Linked DNA regions of Mus musculus: region 2 is linked to region 1. The links are chromatin loops, found by intact Hi-C in ENCODE. Cell type or tissue: heart. All regions are shown on one strand. Links, peaks and the distances in the headings refer to the core of each region. The heading gives the core; the rest is flanking DNA.

What was found. A loop is a pair of places that touch in the nucleus more often than their neighbours do. Peaks named below come from ENCODE experiments on the same cell type or tissue, not always from the same donor. Only the 100,000 strongest peaks of a DNase experiment are listed, where the experiment ranks them.
Region 2: it touches region 1 in a loop (2.1-fold over the local background); 2 of 42 quality-filtered maps call a loop at or near these places.

The regions. Positions count from the first base shown.
Region 1 is chr5:150,660,477-150,670,927 of GRCm38, forward strand. N4bp2l2 (NEDD4 binding protein 2-like 2) reads right to left here and starts at 5,136. Exons shown (of 6, transcript NM_201369.3): 1 at 5,025-5,136; 2 at 803-2,037. The coding sequence starts at 2,037. In heart, for the core only: a CTCF peak has its summit at 5,407 (motif pointing left); a DNase peak (open chromatin) is centred at 5,225; H3K4me3 peaks cover 2,413 bases; H3K27ac peaks cover 1,653 bases.
Region 2 is chr5:150,551,491-150,559,490 of GRCm38, forward strand. Brca2 (breast cancer 2, early onset) reads left to right here. Exons shown (of 27, transcript NM_009765.3): 16 at 717-904; 17 at 1,447-1,617; 18 at 2,665-3,019; 19 at 5,371-5,526; 20 at 5,611-5,755; 21 at 6,900-7,021. It overlaps Gm42529 (a long non-coding RNA gene), which reads right to left. Exons shown (of 2, transcript XR_001785034.1): 2 at 6,939-7,150. It also overlaps the pseudogene Gm23641. Among named protein-coding and RNA genes, the nearest start is that of Gm42529, 5.5 kb to the right of the region's middle. In heart, for the core only: CTCF peaks have their summits at 387 (motif pointing left) and 4,059 (motif pointing right); no DNase peak of the experiment used is centred there.

The DNA of each region.
Region 1 (10,451 bases), core at 1,098-9,097:
TTTTTTTTTTTTTTTTTTTTTTGGTCTCCAGAAAGTGGTGCACAGATGTAATGGAAACAAAACACCCATACAGAGAATGAAACTATCTATGTATGTCAGGCAATGGTGGCGCATGCCTTTAATCCCAGCACTTGGGAGGCAGAGGCAGGTGGATTTCTGAGTTCAAGGCCAGCCCGGTCTACAGAGTGAGTTCCAGGACAGCCAGGGCAACATGGAAAAACCCTGTCTCGAAAAACAAACAAACAAACAAACAAACAACAAAAAAAAAAACAAAAAAAGGGAAAATATGCATACACACACACACACACACACACACACACACACACACACGCACACACATATATAGATTCTCCCAATCAGGTATGAACATGGCATAATGCTTAATACACTCAATATTTCTTTCCTTTGATTATCTATTTCTTTTTCAAATTCTAAGAAAATAGCTATCTCTTATTCCCCTATTAAAGACAGCAAAACACGCTCAACAGCATACAGTGAAAAAGTACCAGAGCCCAGATTTTCTAGTGCAGAGCCCACCTTCTTTGAAGTTATAAAGGCTAAGCAGCATTGCTTCTGTTGCTGCTTTAACTGTAGCTTAGTTGTAAAGCCCTTAAGAGAAACTAAATATACACAAATTCTCCCTTTCCCATTCTTGTACATCTTAGTATTTCCAGTCAGATGTCACTCTCAAATATAGCATATAAAGGATTTACTAGAAATACAAAAGCATTTATGACTGATAACTCATGTATTTTTAAGCAATGAATTCATAATCAAGTATTCACTCAGGTCTTTTACTTACCGAGACAATGTTGTTTTTCCAGAACCGGGGAGGCCTCGCAAAAGAATAAGCAATTTCTGCAATTTATTTAATTTCTCCTCTTGAAACCACTGGTTCACAAACCTGTCTGTTTCATTATGCTTGTCCATGGAAGGATCTTGCCAGCACTCTCGGATTTCACAGAAACCATTATTCACACTTTCATCTTGTACACTGCAGCCATTTCTAAAGGGATGAACATTATTGCTAGTCACATCATAGTTAGCATATTCATCGTTCTGATCAAACGTCAAGCAGCTCCAGCCATCCTGATAACTGTCTACGTAACACCCATTCTGCATCTGAGAGTCATCTCGACCATGGAAAACATCTGGTGATGGATGTAGTGGGGTACCAAATCTTTGAAAATTAAAATAATTAAAACTGGAAAGAGGATCATGGGGTATGACAAAAGGATGCATGGACTGCCATTCAGGCCTGAAGGAAGGAAATGAAGTTTCACAAAATGCAGGCATCAACTGCTCATCACAGGGATAGTCTGGTTCATCCTCCAAGTACTCTTGATAACCACAATGTGACTGAAGAACATCACTGAGATCTTTGTTTTCCTCCTCAGACTTTAGAGTATTACAGGCCCAGTCATAAGAAATAATTGGTTCTTCGGAAGGTTCTGGTTCCGTACAACTGCCTTGGGAAGCTTCATTTTCATTTTCCAGCTCTTCAATTTCTTTGTAAAACTGGGATAATTCTGTATCCATCTCCAATTTTTTGGAGTTAGATTTCTGTTTTTCTTCTTGTCTTCTTTTGCTATCTATACTACTGAAAGTATCTGTCTCACTCTTCCTTTCACGGCATTTCTTTTTCTCAGGGGGTTTGTAAATGGGGCCTATGAATGCTTTACTTGTGCTATAGATTTCATCATCCTTGGCCAGTGGTGAAGGCTTTCCATCCTGCAAAGCTGGGGAACCGATGGATTCACTACCACCCAGTTTATCACCAGGCATCTCCTTGTGCAATGGCTTTAACACATCTGTACTGGTTTTGTCTTCCTGAGGACAAACACGTCTTCTGAAGTTAATGGTGGCCACCGCGACCCTATTATTTCTGGGTTTTTCTTGGATTCTGTGAATATCAGGACCACCTCGAAGGGGGGAAACACCATCATCTGCAGCTGATTTCAATTTTTTATAGCATGGTTCTCTTGTTTGTTCTTTTCCAGGTCCCAAAAACTTAGCTTCAACCTCACTATAAGGCATCTGAGGAGTAAAGCATACAATTATTAGGACACACCGTTAAAGAATATAAACACATGTGTTTTCATGAGAGGAATTTTAGAAAATAACTTTTTTTGCTTTGTTTTGTTTTTCAAGACAGGGTTTCTGTCCTGGAACTCACTCTGTAGACCAGGCTGGCCTGGAACTCAGAAATCCACCTGCCTCTGCTTCCCAAGTGCTGGGATTAAAGGCGTGCGCCACTACGCTTGGCCGGTCTCACTATTAAATGCTTGTATCAAAAATTATTTTCTAAAGCCAGGCAGAGACAGGCCGATTTTTGAGTTCGAGGCCAACCTGGTCTACAGATTGAGTTCCAGGACAGCCAGGGCTATACAGAGAAACCCTGTCTTAAAAAACAAAAGAAAAAAAAAAAAGTAAGACCTTCCCAACTACAGTCAGCAGCCTGTAATTAATTTTATTTTATTTTTTTAAAGAAGTCAGACGATCTTGTGTCCTTTTTTTTTTTTTTAGATTTATTTATTTATTTTATGTAAGTACACTGTAGCTGTCTTCAGACACTCCAGAAGAGGGAGTCAGATCTTGTTACAGATGGTTGTGAGCCACCATGTGGTTGCTGGGATTTGAACTCCGGACCTTTGGAAAAGCAGTTGGGTGCTCTTACCCACTGACCATCTCACCAGCCCAGCCTGTAATTTTATAATCACTTATTTTAAGTGCTGTCATAATAATTTATGGGAGGAGTCTGAAGTTCATATCATCTAAAAATATGTGCACCTCATTCTTTTTGGAGGTACAGAAAATGAACATGATCTCATGCAAGCTAAACAAGCACCTCACTACAGAGTTATACCCGATGTCTTTTTTTCATGTTGTGAGAATGTCTCACGAAGTTGACAAGGGTGGCCTTAAATTCACTCTGTAGAATACAGTAATGCCCTGGATTTTCCATCCTTCTGAGTTGCTGAGATTACAAGCCTGTGCTACCAGTCCTATCTTTAAACAATCCACTCTAGAGTTTAAGAACCTAGAGTTTAAGGTGGCACACGCCTTTAATCCCAGCACTTGGGAGGCAGAGGCAGGCGTATTTCTAGGTTTGAGGCCAGCCTGGTCTACAAAGTGAGTTCCAGGACGGGCTATACAGAGAAACCCTGTCTCCCCAGTCTCGAAAAAAAAAAAAAAAACAAAAAACCACAAAACCAAAAAACAAACTTAAATTTGGAAACTTGAATCCATACTGTATGTATTTATATATGTATGTACAGATACAGAGTTGACATTTAAGTTGCCTATGGTACTGATAGATCGTGGGGAAACCCCGACTCAATTCCTGATTCGCGTGCACCCAAAAAATCACGAAGGACCATCTCGATGTAATTACACGAGGTCGTTTAATTACGGAGCTCTGGACCGACATGCATCCCACACAGGAGATAACGGATGTCGGCCACGAAGCTCAAAAGCTAGGGGTTTTTATGGGGTGAGGGGCTTAGGGGTGTGGAATTCAGCATAGCTACACACTAGACACACTATTGGCTTCAGCAAAAGGGCATCAGGACTTTGTTCTTGTGGGCTGGGGGCTTATCTTGTTCACATAGCAACCAGTTGATGTATGACTTTACCCGGCGCCAAGGGGCAATAGACAGAGGGGAGGTTCCAGCCAGATGGTGTCAACTCAGACAAGATAGCCTTGCCTGCGTCCTTGCATTCCTTTTCATCTTTACAGTCAAGAGCCCTGCCCTGGCATCCGGGCTCATAGACAACTCTTTTACATGAATCACAAGTTACAAAATCTCATTTTCCTTCAGTACACTGTACCACAAATACCTTCCTGTTTAAAATCATCATGTCTTTTGTAGTATATACTTTAACTTCCAAACAATTATCTCTCTTTAGCATCCAAATACCAGGTTAACTAAAAACGCAGTCTTTGTGGGGTCTTTTTCTTTTAAGTAGTATAAAAGCAGTTTTCCAATTGAATGTAATAATTTGGAAAAAAAAAAGTTTTGAGTTTTAGTGATGATACAAATTATGCTTAGGGAAAATAATCAGAAAACTTTAAAAATCAAATCATTCATCTTTTCTAGTAGTTTCTCTAACTTGAAAAATACACTTTTTAGGCAGGGTGGTCTATGACTGCAACACTAGCATTTGGCAGGTGTTGAAAGGAGCTCAAGACCAGCCTGGACTACACAGTAAGTTCAAGGTCAGTCTGTATTACCCAAGACCCTGTCAATAAATGTAATTAAAATTACTCTTGACAGGCCGTGGTAGCTCAAACCTGTAATCCTATCAATAGATTTCCAGTCCAGTATGGGTTGGCTACACAAATGGGTTGCAGAGCAGCCTGGTTGGGAGAGACTATGTCTTTTTAAAAAAATCACAACTTCGCTTCTCTTGTCATAGAGGGAGGGGCGTTAAGAAACCAAAAGCGCTCTTTTGGTCACATCTGGCCTGCTCTTGGAATCAAAACCCAAACCCTACAAACGAGAAGAAAGGCGACAAGCCATTAGCAGAGACGAAGGAAGCTCCAACTGCGGAGAAAAGCCAGGTTCCCGGAAAGAGCCCCCACCTCGGCCACATGCTCCCATGTCCTCAATCTAACGTCAAGAGCCAACCAAGCAAGTGCAGCAGGGTGGACCGACGTCGTCAGCGCCCTACCTGCCGGGCCCCCAAGGCCTCCTGACCGGGGGCGGGCTGCCAGGCCAGGGGCGCTCCGGCTTCTCCGTCCCTAAGGAAAACGTCAAGATCCCTTCTAAGAATCCGGGGAGGTCCCGAAGGCTGACAGGCTTCTCTTGGGGCTTCCACGCTCGCAGTGAGGCGAGAGCTGTGTCAAAGCCGGAGGTGCAGGCGCCAGCCGTTCGCTCAGACGAAACCGGAAATACCTCCCTCACCTCCACCGGGACCCATCGCTCTGTAAGCACTTCCACCATCTTCCTCTCCAAGCCCTCCCCCACCCCACTCCACCCCCTCCAAAAAAAAAAAAAAAGAACTTCCGCGAACACACGAACCTCCGGGAAGACGAGAGACCGTCCAAAACGTAGCTATTAAACGGAGCTGGAAAGAGACGCGAGGCTGGAGCAGTTTCATACGCAAGATGGCCGCCACCTCTAGGATTACCCATGCAGCACCGCGGGCTCACGCCCGGCATTATGGGGATTGAAGTCCGGCGTCCCGCAGTCCTCGTTTACCTCAAGGCACCGAAACTCAGTGTTCCAGAGTCCATTGCAAGACTTACAAGCTATTTTGGCCACCAACGTAGACTCAGTCTTGTTCCCCGCCCTGTAGTGGGGGGAAGTTTCTTAAAGAAACATCACCTTTATCTATAAAGGCAGCGACGTCCTCTGGGGTTCACGACTCAAAAAGAACAAGAGTGCTTGGCGCCCCCAGGTGGATGGACGCGCAAGCCTCTGTGGTGAGTGAACAGTTTTCAGGCTTTTCAGGAGACAAAAGAATCAGCCTAGGCTTCAAAGGGGAAAACATTTTGTGTAACAGAACTCAGTTGCTATGGTTTCTCAGAAACACCATTTAGTATAATTTTAAGCTTCTGAACAACTGTGGCAAAATAGAGTGCCTGCACCTCAGAACCCCATAACAGATGACTCTTGGGGAGAAGAAATTATAAAGTATCTTACTTCCAGATATAGGAAAACTGCTATATAAATATGTATTGAATTAAAACTAAATACCAACCAAATGACTAGCTCCAGTTAAAGGTCTTTTTTTTTCTCCTTTCCATTTCTATTAGCCTGTCGTCCTCTCCACCCCTTGTTTCGTTTGGGCCCGCACAAGAAGATCGGCCATCTCAGCATATTTGAATAAGTCTTGTCTCCAACACAATAATGTTTTTTTTTTTTTTTTAAAGATTTATTTATTATTTTAAGTACACTGTAGCTGTCTTCAGACACACCAGAAGAGGGAGTCAGATCTTGTTACGGATGGTTGTGAGCCACCATGTGGTTGCTGGGATTTGAACTCTGGACCTTCGGAAGAGCAGTCGGGTGCTCTTACCCTCTGAGCCATCTCACCAGCCCCCACAATAATGTTTTAATTTATAAGTATAATAGATAAAAAGCACAGTGAAGCCGGGCAGTGGTGGAGCACGCCTTTAGTCCCAGCACTTGGGAGGCAGAGGCAGGCAGATTTCTGAGTTCAAGGCCAGCCTGGTCTACAGAGTGAGTTCCAGGACAGCCAGGGCTACACAGAGAAACCCTGTCTCAAACAAAACAAAACAAACTAAAACAAATCACTATTTTATTTTATGTGAGTGTTTTACCTGAGTGTATATATACATATATATACACCTGAGTGTGTGTGTGTAAATATGTATACACACACACTCTCTCTCTCTCTCTCTCTCTCTCTCTTAAGAGTGTTGTGTAAAAGAGAGAAAACCCATTTACTTTATGAAAAGCAGTGTCCTCGTCCCAGTTCTTACCAGTCCCTATTACTACCCTTCTCTTGTGAAGACTCTGGTGGAGTGTTCTAGAATGTAACACCAAATCTATTGTCTATTCTGCACATTGCTCCAGCACCCTCCTATATCCCATTGTCCCACAGCAGCTGGAAACACTGTTCCTTTAACATTCACCACCACCCCCCCACACACACACACAGCTTCAGTCCTGTAGTGGCTATTCCAGGTTGTCAACTTGACTCTATCTAGAATAAACTACAATCCAGAATTGGAAAGCTCTCACCTGTGAGCTAATCTGGAGGCTGGGAGATACAAGTTTCTGACCTGGATTTTGGCATGGAGACCTTGAGGCATAGTGGCTCAGAATTAAAGATTAAGACAGGGAGATCTCTGAGTTCAAGGTCATCCGGGACAAAGCAAGTCCCAGACAGATCCAGGCATGGTGGCACACACCTTTAATCTGGGCCACACTGTCTGCTGGAGACCTACATAAGGACATTGAAAGAAGGAAGATTCACTCTCTCTCTTCTTCGCCTCCTTGCCTTGTGGGACTGATCTAGATGTTGGGCTTCCATTCACTGCTGCTGCTGACCATTGTTGGGGACTTGAATTACAGACTGTAAATCGTCAATAAATTCCCTTTCTGTATAGAGACTACCCATAAGTTCTGTGACTCTAAAGAACCCTGACTAATACAACTTCTAAGAATTGAACCTAGGACCTCAAGTATGGCAGCTAAGCCCTCTATCATTGAGCCAAGCCACCACTGACGTCTTGAAACATGATTTTCATATAAAAGTGTATATACTGCCTCCTTCAGTTGATGCTTACTATAGCACACCAGAACCCATCAGCATCCTCTGAATATGAACACCCTCTTAACAAGATTCTGGTGTCATTGTCAGAGATTACATATGTGATGGCTATTCTTGGTCGTCAGCTTGTCTATCTGGAATGAGTCACAATCTGGAAATGGAGGACATAACCTGTGAAAGATTTTGTTTGGTCTGGAGTGGGAGAGTCCATTTCTAGTTCTGACCTTTGAGATGAGAAGACACATGCATGCCTTTGATCCACATCTTGAATTGGGAAGAAATGCCTTTAATGTTCACTCTTTCTGCTGGAAGTCTATATAAGAGCTCGGAAGCAGGAAGCTTTTGCTCTTTGCCTGCTAGCACATCCATTCCTTCACGGGCACTGGAGCCTTCTTCTATGGGATTCCAGCATAGATGGAGGACCAGCTGAGACACCCAGCCTTGTGGGACTGAGCAACTACTGGGTTCTTGGACTTTCTGTTCACCGCAAGCCATTGTTGCATTAGCTGGACTGCAGCCTGTAAGTCATTCCAATAAATTCCATATATGTGTATGGACATATGCATATATATATATATGTATACATATACATACACGTGTACATATAAAGAGAGATTTATTCTCTATGTTCTGTGACTCTAGTGAACCCTGACTAACAACAAATTATTTATCATTCACAGTAAATAGCAGTTTGATGTATCATTTTGTACAACCTATTTCAGAACTACTGCAGCATATTTCACAAGTCTCAGTTGCTGTAATCTATATTCATAAATGATGGATTTTCAAACCAGAGTGCTTACATATAGTGTGTCCGAAGCTATGATTGTAGTATCACACCAGTGGAGGAAAATGTAGAAGACAATTATTTCAGATATTCCAAACATTGAAGAAAATCAGTAAAGTATAAATGGCTGTAGAGACAGGAGAACCTATTAGTTTTAAGTTAAATTTATTTTCATTTTATGAAGGAGTCTGCAGCGGGCAGAAGTGAGCGTCAGATCCCCTGGAACTGGAGTTAGAGGTAGTTGTGAGCCACCACGTGGGTGTTGTGAACTGAACCCAGGTCCTCTGCTAGAGCAGCCAATGTTCTAACCCATCTGTCCACCCCAATGAAAACCTTACTGTGTGCTTTGCCTGTGTGTATGCCTGTGTACCACATGCATGCAGTGTTCAAGGAGGCTCCAAGAGGGCGTTAGATTCCCTGGAACTGGAGTTACTGATTGCTGTGAGCCACCATGTGGGTGATGGAACTGCAACCCAGCGAGAGTAACAAGTGCTATTAACCACTGAGCCAACTTCCCAGTCCTGGCTTTTGATTGTTTGGGTTTTGTTTGTTTGTTTGTTTGTTTTTCCAGGTCATCCTGTTTTTGGTTTTGGTTTTTGGTTTTTCGAGACAGGGTTTCTCTGTATAGCCCTGGCTGTCCTGGAACTCACTCTGTAGACCAGGCTGGCCTCGAACTCAGAAATCCACCTGCTTCTGTCTCCTGAGTGTTGGGATTAAAGGAGTGTGCCACCACGCCCGGCCATCCTGTATTCTTGATTACTTTAACTTTAGCTATATTTTTATACTTATTTTTTGTCCTTTTCTCTTTGTTTTCTTTTCTTTATTTCCTTTTTTGTTTTGTTTTTTTCAATACAGAGTTTGTGTGTGTAACAGCACTGGCTGTTCTAGAACTCATCTGTAGAGCAAGCTGGCCTTGAACTCACAGAGCTTCTCTTGCCTCTATCAACCAAGTGCTGGGATTAAAGGCATGTGTCTCCCCTGCTCGGCTATAATTTTTTTATTATGGGCTGAAAAGGTACACACAATCTGTAGACTTTTCCAGATGATTTTTGGCATTCTCCCACTCCCTGCAATGCAGACCCACTTCTCCTGGACTAAAGATAATACATGTGGTATCCTTGCATAGTCTACTGGGAATTTAAACCCTGTTGTAGACTGTCAGGGATCATTTGTGTGGCCTTTGGGACATGCCTTGAGTTAGGCTACTGTTCCCTCATTTCCTAATGAGCTGCGAAGCCTGCTTTGTGATGTTTAGTAAATGTTTTGCTGCTGTTGGGAAACCATTTATAGCATGTATAGGTTGCATTCAAAGTAAGTCAATGGGCTCTATTTAGGACTCTTCAGATTGGCTACTTGCAATTTTGATAGCTTCCAACTTTCTAATTTCTTTAACCTTAACTTTGGGCCCTATGAGAAATAGCTACATAACCAAAATAGGAACGATGTGATTGGCAGAATAATGTCTCCCAAGGAGATTCATGTAGAACCTTTTAATACATAAGGGGACATTAAGGTTTAAGATTGAATAAAGTTTGGTAATCAGCTGATCTTAAAAGAGGTTGTTCCAAATTACCTACCTAGGTGCTGAGTAGTCATAGCAACTGAAAAGTGGGTGGGGGGCAGAAGAGAGCTGGAGAGAGCCACGAGATGAAGGAAGCAGCCTATGGAGATGCTGTGGTATTGACTGAAGACAGTGGAGGAGAGACATGAACCAAGAAACAAAGTCAACCTCCAAAGGGCAGGAAAGGCATCTATCTGGCCTCTCCCCTTCCACAACCCTTCAGAAAGGACCACAGCCTTGCTGACACTGCAGTATTAGCTCAGACAGACAGCTGTCAGTCTCTGAGCTGCAGCTGAATAAGATAATTGGTGTAGTTGTATGCACAAAAGCTAATTTACTATGGCAGCAAACGAAGGACAGATGGGGATTGGACTGTGCTTTTCCTGACCAAAGAAAGTTGTAAACGCCGGGCATGGTGGCGCACTCCTTTAATCCCAGCACTCGGGAGGCAGAGGCAGGCGGATTTCTGAGTTCGAGGCCAGCATGGTCTACAAAGTGAGCTCCAGGACAGCCAGGGCTATACAGAGAAACCCTGTCTCGAAAAACAAACAAAAAGTTGTAACCATGTCTATATAAGACCAACATTTTTTTTTTTAAATATATCACTCCTTTTTCCAGGATTTAGAAAATACAACTGAGTTTTGGAATGGTTCCAATCCCCAATTCTCTGAGATTATATCCCATCCAATTATTTTATCCTAAGGAATTTCACATTGGTAATTGTGAAATCCTCAAATATAAAGAGTACTTTTGTTGGGCTGGAGAGGTAGCTTAGAGGTTAAGAGCACTTACTGCTCTTATAGAGGACCTGGGCTTGGTTCCTGGCTCATAGCTGCCTGTAACTCCAATTCCAGGGGA
Region 2 (8,000 bases), core at 1-8,000, 110 kb before region 1:
GTCAGGCAAGAGGACTAAGGCACAGAGAGGGTTAAGTAGCAGCTGAAGGATAACAGCCTGGAGTCATATTCCAACACACGGGTCTGACCCCAGAGCTACTGTGTAAAGGGAAAGACACTTGGTTGGTCATGTTTGGGTGAAGCAAACACCTGATAGGGCCCTCTGCACTTTTACGTCTGGGCTCTAAAAGGAAGTTATTAGCACCATTATTTGTACAGCATAATGGAGCATTTTGTGAATTTGGATGTCTGCCTGGTGCAGGGGCCGTGCTGATCTGTGTTTCATTCATTTTACGATATGTACTACTGAAGAAGCACAGCCTGCCACTGGAGAAGGCAGACATTGCTTATCTGCTTGTTCCCACAGTGCCTTCTTGTGGCAGATTTAATGACAGGAAGATACAAGAGAAAATAAAAAGTGTAACCAACTCTTGAATACACAAGCAGTTTATAAACATGCTTCTAGTATAGAGGGGGCTTGTGTTGTTTTGTCTGTGCATGTGTATGTGTGTGTGTGTGCTTCATACCCAGTGTTTTCTGCATGCTAAGCACCACTTTGTCACTCCTTTATCCTCCTGGGCCAGTTAACTGTTCTATAGTGACTATTTTAGTACTTAAGTGAACAGTTCTGGATAAGTTTAGTTTTGTTTATATTCTAGGTCTGTATTTCACTTTTTAATTTTTTTATCACATTTTTCTATTGTTTCTTTTGTACAGCTCTATATATACGGCGTTTCTAAAGAGTGCATAAACGTTAATAGCAAAAATGCTGAGTATTTTCAGTTTGATATTCAGGATCATTTTGGTAAAGAAGATCTGTGTGCTGGCAAAGGCTTTCAGTTGGCAGATGGTGGATGGCTGATCCCCTCCAATGATGGCAAGGCTGGAAAAGAAGAATTTTATAGGTGCTGTGTGGAGAAAGAGATTTTGTGTTAACTTTGTATTTTCTCTCTCTCTCTCTCTTTTCTTTCCTTATGACTCAAGTTAAAATTTGCTAGTCATTTTCTTTTTAATCTGGATTCTTTTGTTAAAATGTATTTTAGTTCACTAGACATTGTTTTGAAATCTTTTAAAAATTGAATGTGATTTATTTTGGGATTTAATGAAGTATATTTTTTGTTTTCTTTAAATTGGTTGTATTTTTATATATTATGGGAGAAAGTTGAATTTGAATTTGCCTTATGGTATTCTCCCATTTTTGTCATTTCCTTTTTCACTGTATACTTTAATAAAATTTAAAATTATAAGCACTAAAATTTAAACAGAAATCTATAACTGTCAGTAATGTAACCAGAAAATCTCAGAACATAGACATGAACCACTCAGAAGCTATACACTGGTGTATACACACACAAGCTTCTGCGTGATTGCGTACGAGAGAATAGTGACGGTTGAGGGATCTGATATTATTCTGTGTTTTTATTGTACTGTATATTTCTTTGCTCAGGGCTCTGTGTGACACTCCAGGTGTGGATCCAAAGCTTATTTCTAGCATCTGGGTTGCTAACCATTACAGGTGGATTGTATGGAAACTGGCAGCTATGGAATTTGCTTTTCCTAAGGAATTTGCTAATAGATGCCTAAACCCAGAAAGAGTGCTGCTTCAACTGAAATACAGGCAAGTTGAAAGGATGGCAGTAAGTGACTGTGTCATTCAGTCTGCAGTTTCCTGTGTAGCTCCTGACTTCTATAACAAAGGTGGTGTATAAACCAGTTCTGAGTAACAGCCCCCCTCCAAGTCCCTTCCCCCAATATCCTCTCCCCTTTTCCTCAGAGAAGGGGAAGCCTACCTTGGGTACCACCCCATCCTGGGACATCTAGTCCAAGCAGGACTAAGTGCATCCTCTCCCATTGAGACCCAGCTAGGCAGTCCATTTAGGGGAAGGGGATCCAGTGGCAGGCAACAGAGTCAGAGACAGCCCCTGTACCAATTGTTAGGGTCCAACATGAAGACCAAGCTGCACTGCACATCTACAAATGTGCAGGAGGTCTAGGTCCAGCCCGTGCATAGTCTTTGGTTGTTGGTTCGGTCTATGTTCTAGCTAAAATCTTAAGAATTATCTTTTCAGTATATCTTTGATGAATTTTTTGTTTTTTGAGACAGGGTTTCTCTGTGTGGCCCCTGACTATCCTAGAATTGACTCTGTATATCAAGCTGGCCTTGAAGTCAGAGATCCTTTGCCTCTGTCTCCTAAGTACTGGGACTAAAGCCATGTGTCACCATGCCTGGCTTAATTAACTGATTTTTAAAAATTTTTTGCTTATTTATTTGTGAGTGTGTGTGTGTGGATATGCACTCCAGAAGAGGGCATTTGAGTCCTCCACTAGCACACTCTGCCTATTCCTTTGAGGCACGGTCTCTCTCTCTCTCTCTCTGAACTTAGAGCTCCCACTTTCTTGGCTAGTATGGAAGCCAATCCCCAGCAGTCTCTCTGTCTCCAGGGACCTCAGAGCTGGAGTTACAGGCATGTACTCTGCTCAGCTTGTTATGTGTGTGCTGGGATCTAACCTCTGTCCTCATTGTAGCACCACAAGCTCTCTTGACTTTGTTGCATTTCTAGCCTAGTGAACTAGCTCCACTGTTTCTCAAGTATCCGCTGGCTTTGTTTACAGTGAGCCCCCAGGGGTACAGTTGCTAGAATCAGCATCTTGGGTTCCTTTTCAGATACGATGTGGAAATTGACAACAGCAGGAGATCGGCTCTAAAGAAGATACTGGAGAGGGATGACACAGCTGCAAAAACCCTTGTTCTCTGTATTTCTGACATCATTTCACCAAGCACAAAGGTGTCTGAAACTTCAGGCGGTAAAACTAGTGGTGAGGATGCCAACAAAGTGGACACGATCGAACTCACAGATGGGTGGTACGCTGTCAGGGCCCAGCTAGACCCTCCACTCATGGCTCTTGTAAAGAGTGGCAAACTGACTGTGGGTCAGAAGATCATTACTCAGGGAGCAGAGCTGGTGGGCTCTCCTGATGCCTGTGCACCTCTGGAAGCCCCAGACTCCCTAAGGCTAAAGGTAAGCTACATTATTGTACACTCTGGACAAGGACCAGCCCGTAACTCCCTTATATTCCAGAGCGGTAATTTATTTAAAATGATGTGTTTACTTCGATCGTAAGGATAGAATTTCTTGACAATGTACTAGTAATATAAGAAGCAAATTTTTCTAACAGTTTCTGCTGGTTAGGGGAGGCAGAGCTATTTCTTGAGCTAGATGAACTTGCAGTTAATGAGTAAGAGTCAGTCTATACCAGAATTGAGTTTAGGTATCTGTGCCTCTGTCCCCTCCTCCCAGCACCGGAATTACAAGTTCATGCTACCATACCTGGCATTTTCCCAGTGCTTTTGCGGATAGAACTCAGATCCTCATGCATACAGGGCAAGACCGTTACCAGTTAAGCCACCTCCCACCCCTCACCTATTTTTCTATTTGAAATATTTAAATAGCATTGATCCTTTGTAGTAGAAGTGTATGTGTGAGTTTGAGTATGTGTGTGTGTGCATGCACATGTACTGCTAGAGAATCAGACCTTGCATACTCTGGGCAGGTGCACTACAGTAGATTATACCCCAAGCCCTACAGTAGAAATATTCTTGAGAAATACATTCTGTTGAAGTAGTTTCCCTTTTGTACAGTTTTTGCTTACTCACTTTTTTTGCCTTTATCAGTCATTTTTATGAGATTTTAAAAAAAGTTTTATTTTATGAGTATAAGTGTTTTTCCTGCCTTTGCACCATATGCAGCCAGTTCCCTCTGAGGCCAGAAGAGGGAATTGGATCCCCTCGAATTAGAGTTGTGAGCATATGTGTAGTTGTGTGGTTGCTAGGAATTGAACCCAGATCCTCTGCAAGAGCAATCAGTGCTCTTAACTGCTGAACCATCTCTTTAGCACCCTCTACACACACACACACACACACACACACACACACACACACACACACACACACGAATATTCTCTTTTAAAAAAAGAAAGATTTATTTATTTCATGTATGTGGATACACTGTCACTGTCTTCAGACACGCCAGAAGAGGGCATCGGATCCCATTACTACTACATGATAGTCTATAATATTTACAGCATACCAGCTCATTATATGTGATCTAATTTTCAAGGACATAATTTTTTTTAAAGATTTATTTAGGGCTGGAGAGATGGCTCAGTGGTTAAGAGCACCAGCTGCTCTTCCGAAGGTCATGAGTTCAAATCCCAGCAATCACATGGTGGCTCACAACCATCTGTAATGAGATCTGACGCCCTCTTCTGGTGCATCTGAAGACAGCTATAGTGTACTTAGATATAATAATAAATCTTTAAAAAAAAGATTTATTTATATGAGTACACTGCAGCTGACTTCAGATACACCAAACGAGGGCATCAGATCCCATTACAGATGGTTGTGTGGAATTGAACTCAGGACCCCGGGAAGAGCAGTCAGTGCTCTTAACAACTGAGCCATCGATCCAGCCCCACAAATGTTCTTAAAAGATCCCAAAAGAATGATAGAAAGTCGTAAAGTAGAATTTAGTTTGTATTTAACTTTTTTTTTTCTGTCCTAGAACTCATTCTGTAAGCTAGGCTGGCCTTGAACTCAGAGATCCATCCACCTGCCTCTGCCTCTCCAGTGCTGAGATTGCACGTGTGCACCACCATGGACTGGCCTGTGTTTAACTTCTTTTTTCTTTTTTCTTTTTTTAAGATTGATTGATTGATTGATTGATTTCAAAAGCTTCCAAATGTATTTATCAGAGGATTGTCAGTGGAGGTGGAGGGTACAGGATTATCTTTCTATCTCAATTGAAATGATGCCATGCTAAGTACTCCGTTACTTAGTAACATTAAAATTGCAATTAAGTCCCCTTATAATTAAAGATCTTCAAACAAATAGTTTTGTGAACAAATTACATACTTCACTAGAATTTTAATCCTTTTTTTTTTAATTAGGTATTTCCTTCATTTACATTTCCAATGCTACTCCAAAAGTCCCCCAAGCCCTCCTCCCCACTCCCACTTCTTGGCCCTGGTGTTCCCCTGTACTGAGGTATATAAAGTTTGCAAGACCAATGGGCCTCTCTTTCCACTGATGGACAACTAGGCCATCTTCTGATACATATGCAGCTAGAGACACGAGCTCTGGGGGATGCTGGTTAGTTCATATTGTTGTTCCACCTATAGAGTTGCAGATCCCTTCAGCTCCTTGGGTACTTTCTCTAGCTCCTCCATTGGGGGCCCTGTGATCCATCCAATAGCTGACTGTGAGCATCCACTTCTGTGTTTGCTAGGCCCCGGCATAGCCTCACAAGAGACAGCTATATCAGGGTCCTTTCAGCAAAATCTTGCTAGTTGAATTCCTCTTTCCTTTTTGCAGATTTCTGCAAACAGCACAAGGCCTGCTCGCTGGCACAGCAGGCTGGGGTTCTTTCGTGACCCCAGGCCCTTCCCTCTGCCCTTGTCCTCACTGTTCAGTGACGGAGGAAATGTTGGCTGTGTGGATATCATTGTTCAGAGAGTGTACCCTTTACAGGTATGGTGCCTTTTGAAACTTATCATGTAATCCCTTTCTTTGGAGAGAATCTGAATGTTCCTTGCTGTTTTTTTACATTGTCAGTGGGTGGAGAAGACAGTGTCTGGATTGTACATATTTCGTAGTGAGAGAGAAGAGGAGAAGGAAGCACTGAGATTTGCAGAGGCCCAGCAGAAGAAACTAGAGGCCTTGTTCACCAAAGTCCACACAGAGTTTAAAGACCACGAAGGTAAAATGGGCTTCGTATTACAAACTTTATTTTTGGTTTTGGTTTTGGTTTTTCAGGACAAGGTTTCTCTGTGTAGCCCTGGCTGTCCTGGAACTCACTCTGTAGACCAGACTGGCCTTGATCTCAGAAATCGGTCTGCCTCTGTCTCCCAAGTGTTGGGATTAAAGGTGTGCGCCACCACTGCCCGGCCAAGCTGTTATTTCTTACAGTGTTTTATAAATTACATGAGTTCTCGTCGAGTAATTGCTTTTTAAAAAAATCTGCATCTGCTTTTTTTTTTTTTAACTTAAAAAAATACCACATATACGAAAAAATGAAAGCCAGGCTCATGCCCTTAATCCCAGCACTGGGGAGGCAGAGGCAGGCGGATTTCTGAGTTCGAGGCCAGCCTGGTCTACAAAGTGAGTTCCAGGACAGCCAGGGCTATACAGAGAAACCCTGTCTCAAAAAACCAAAAAAAAAAAAAAAGTGTTCTGCGCTCCTGCAGAAGACCTGAGTTCAGTTTGCACTGCCCATAACCACCCGTAACTCCACCTCCAGGGGATCCCATGCACCACATGCCAGTGTCACACTTTCATACAAGCACACGTACACATTTACTCAGAAATGGACTTTTAAAATATAGACTGGACTTGCACTATCTAGCTTATTTAAAATTATCATTAGATTATATCATTTTCATGAATAAACCGATCGATATGAAAAATAAGTTATTTAAGTTACAAGTTACAAATAAACCCCTATGTGTAGTGCTTTAACTGTGACTGCAACAGTCGTTGTCACCATTGTCGTCTTCTGATGCTGCTGCTTTTCTTCCTCCTCTTCCTCTTCTTCTTCTTAAATGAAGCTATTAGTAGACAGCTGCTTGTTTGTTTTTAATGTTTTCTTTCCTGTCACAGCACATGTACAGAAGGTCAAGGACAGCTTATAAAGCTTTTCTGTCCTACCTTGTGGGTCCCAGGGATCAGACCCCGCTGTTAGGCTTGGTGACTAGTGCCACTATCAGCTGAGCTGTCCTGCTGCTCTTTGTGGCTCTTTTTTGTCTAACCTCCCTCCTTTTGGTGCTTTTGCTTGACTCTATGGTTTTCACTCCCAAGTTTTGGTTCTAGCCGATCACTGTTGCTTTCTTCCCTTCCTCCCGCAGAAGACACAACACAGCGGTGTGTGCTGTCCCGCACACTCACACGGCAGCAAGTCCATGCTCTGCAGGATGGAGCAGAGCTCTATGCAGCAGTGCAGTATGCATCAGACCCAGATCACCTTGAGGTGAGGAAGAGCCAGGTGACGAGCCTCAGTCCCCAGCCCACTGGGAAGCTCTCTCCTGCTGGCCATTAGAGCAAGCCCATGTTGAAATACTGCATCTTTCAGGAGGATTTCTGTGGCAAGTCCTTGATTCTGCATCAAGTAGAGAATGAAAAAGTTTGAGAGTTTCATGTATGACATTCACATAGTTTAATGTGCAGTCGAAGGACCAGAGAGAAGGCCAGTTGGTAAAGGCTCCTGCTGCCGAGCCAAAGCCTTAGTTCAATCCCTGGGACCCAAAGGGTATAAGCAGAGAACCAGCTCCTTCCAGTTTTCTTCTGACTTATGCATGCTCAAGTTAAATACTTTTTTTCATGGTTTTTTTGAAACAGGGATTCTTTGTGTAACCCTGGCTGTCCTAGAATTCGCTCTGTAGACCAGACTGATCTTGAACTCACAGAAATCTGCCTGCCTCTGCCTCCTCTGAGTGCTAGAACTAAAGACATGTACCACTACACCTAGATACTATTAATTAATTAATTTGTTTATTAATTAATTTATTTTTAAGCAGGCAGAGCTTGCTTTTTTAGCCAGCTGTGTGGCATGTGTCTGTGTCCCACGTACTCTAGGGACTAAGCAGCAGAATGGCAAGTTGTGTGAGCTGGGGACACAGCAGAATTCTGTCTAGAGAAATGGCTTAGCAGTTAAGAATGTCAGAGCTCTTACTCAAGTTCCCAGTACCCGTGTTAGGCAGCTTACAACTACCTGTAGCTACAGGTACACATGTACACGTTAAATAGATGAATATACAAAAAGCTTTTTAAAAATTGTATGTTGTTCCACAGAGGAACTATTAAATTACTATTAAATTAAGTTTATTGGGCTGCAGCAATTAAGAGCATTGGCTGTTCTTCCAGAGGACCCGTGTTCAATTCCCATCACCTACATGGCAGCTCACAATTGTCTGTAATCTAGCTTCAAGTGATTTGTCACCCTTACACAT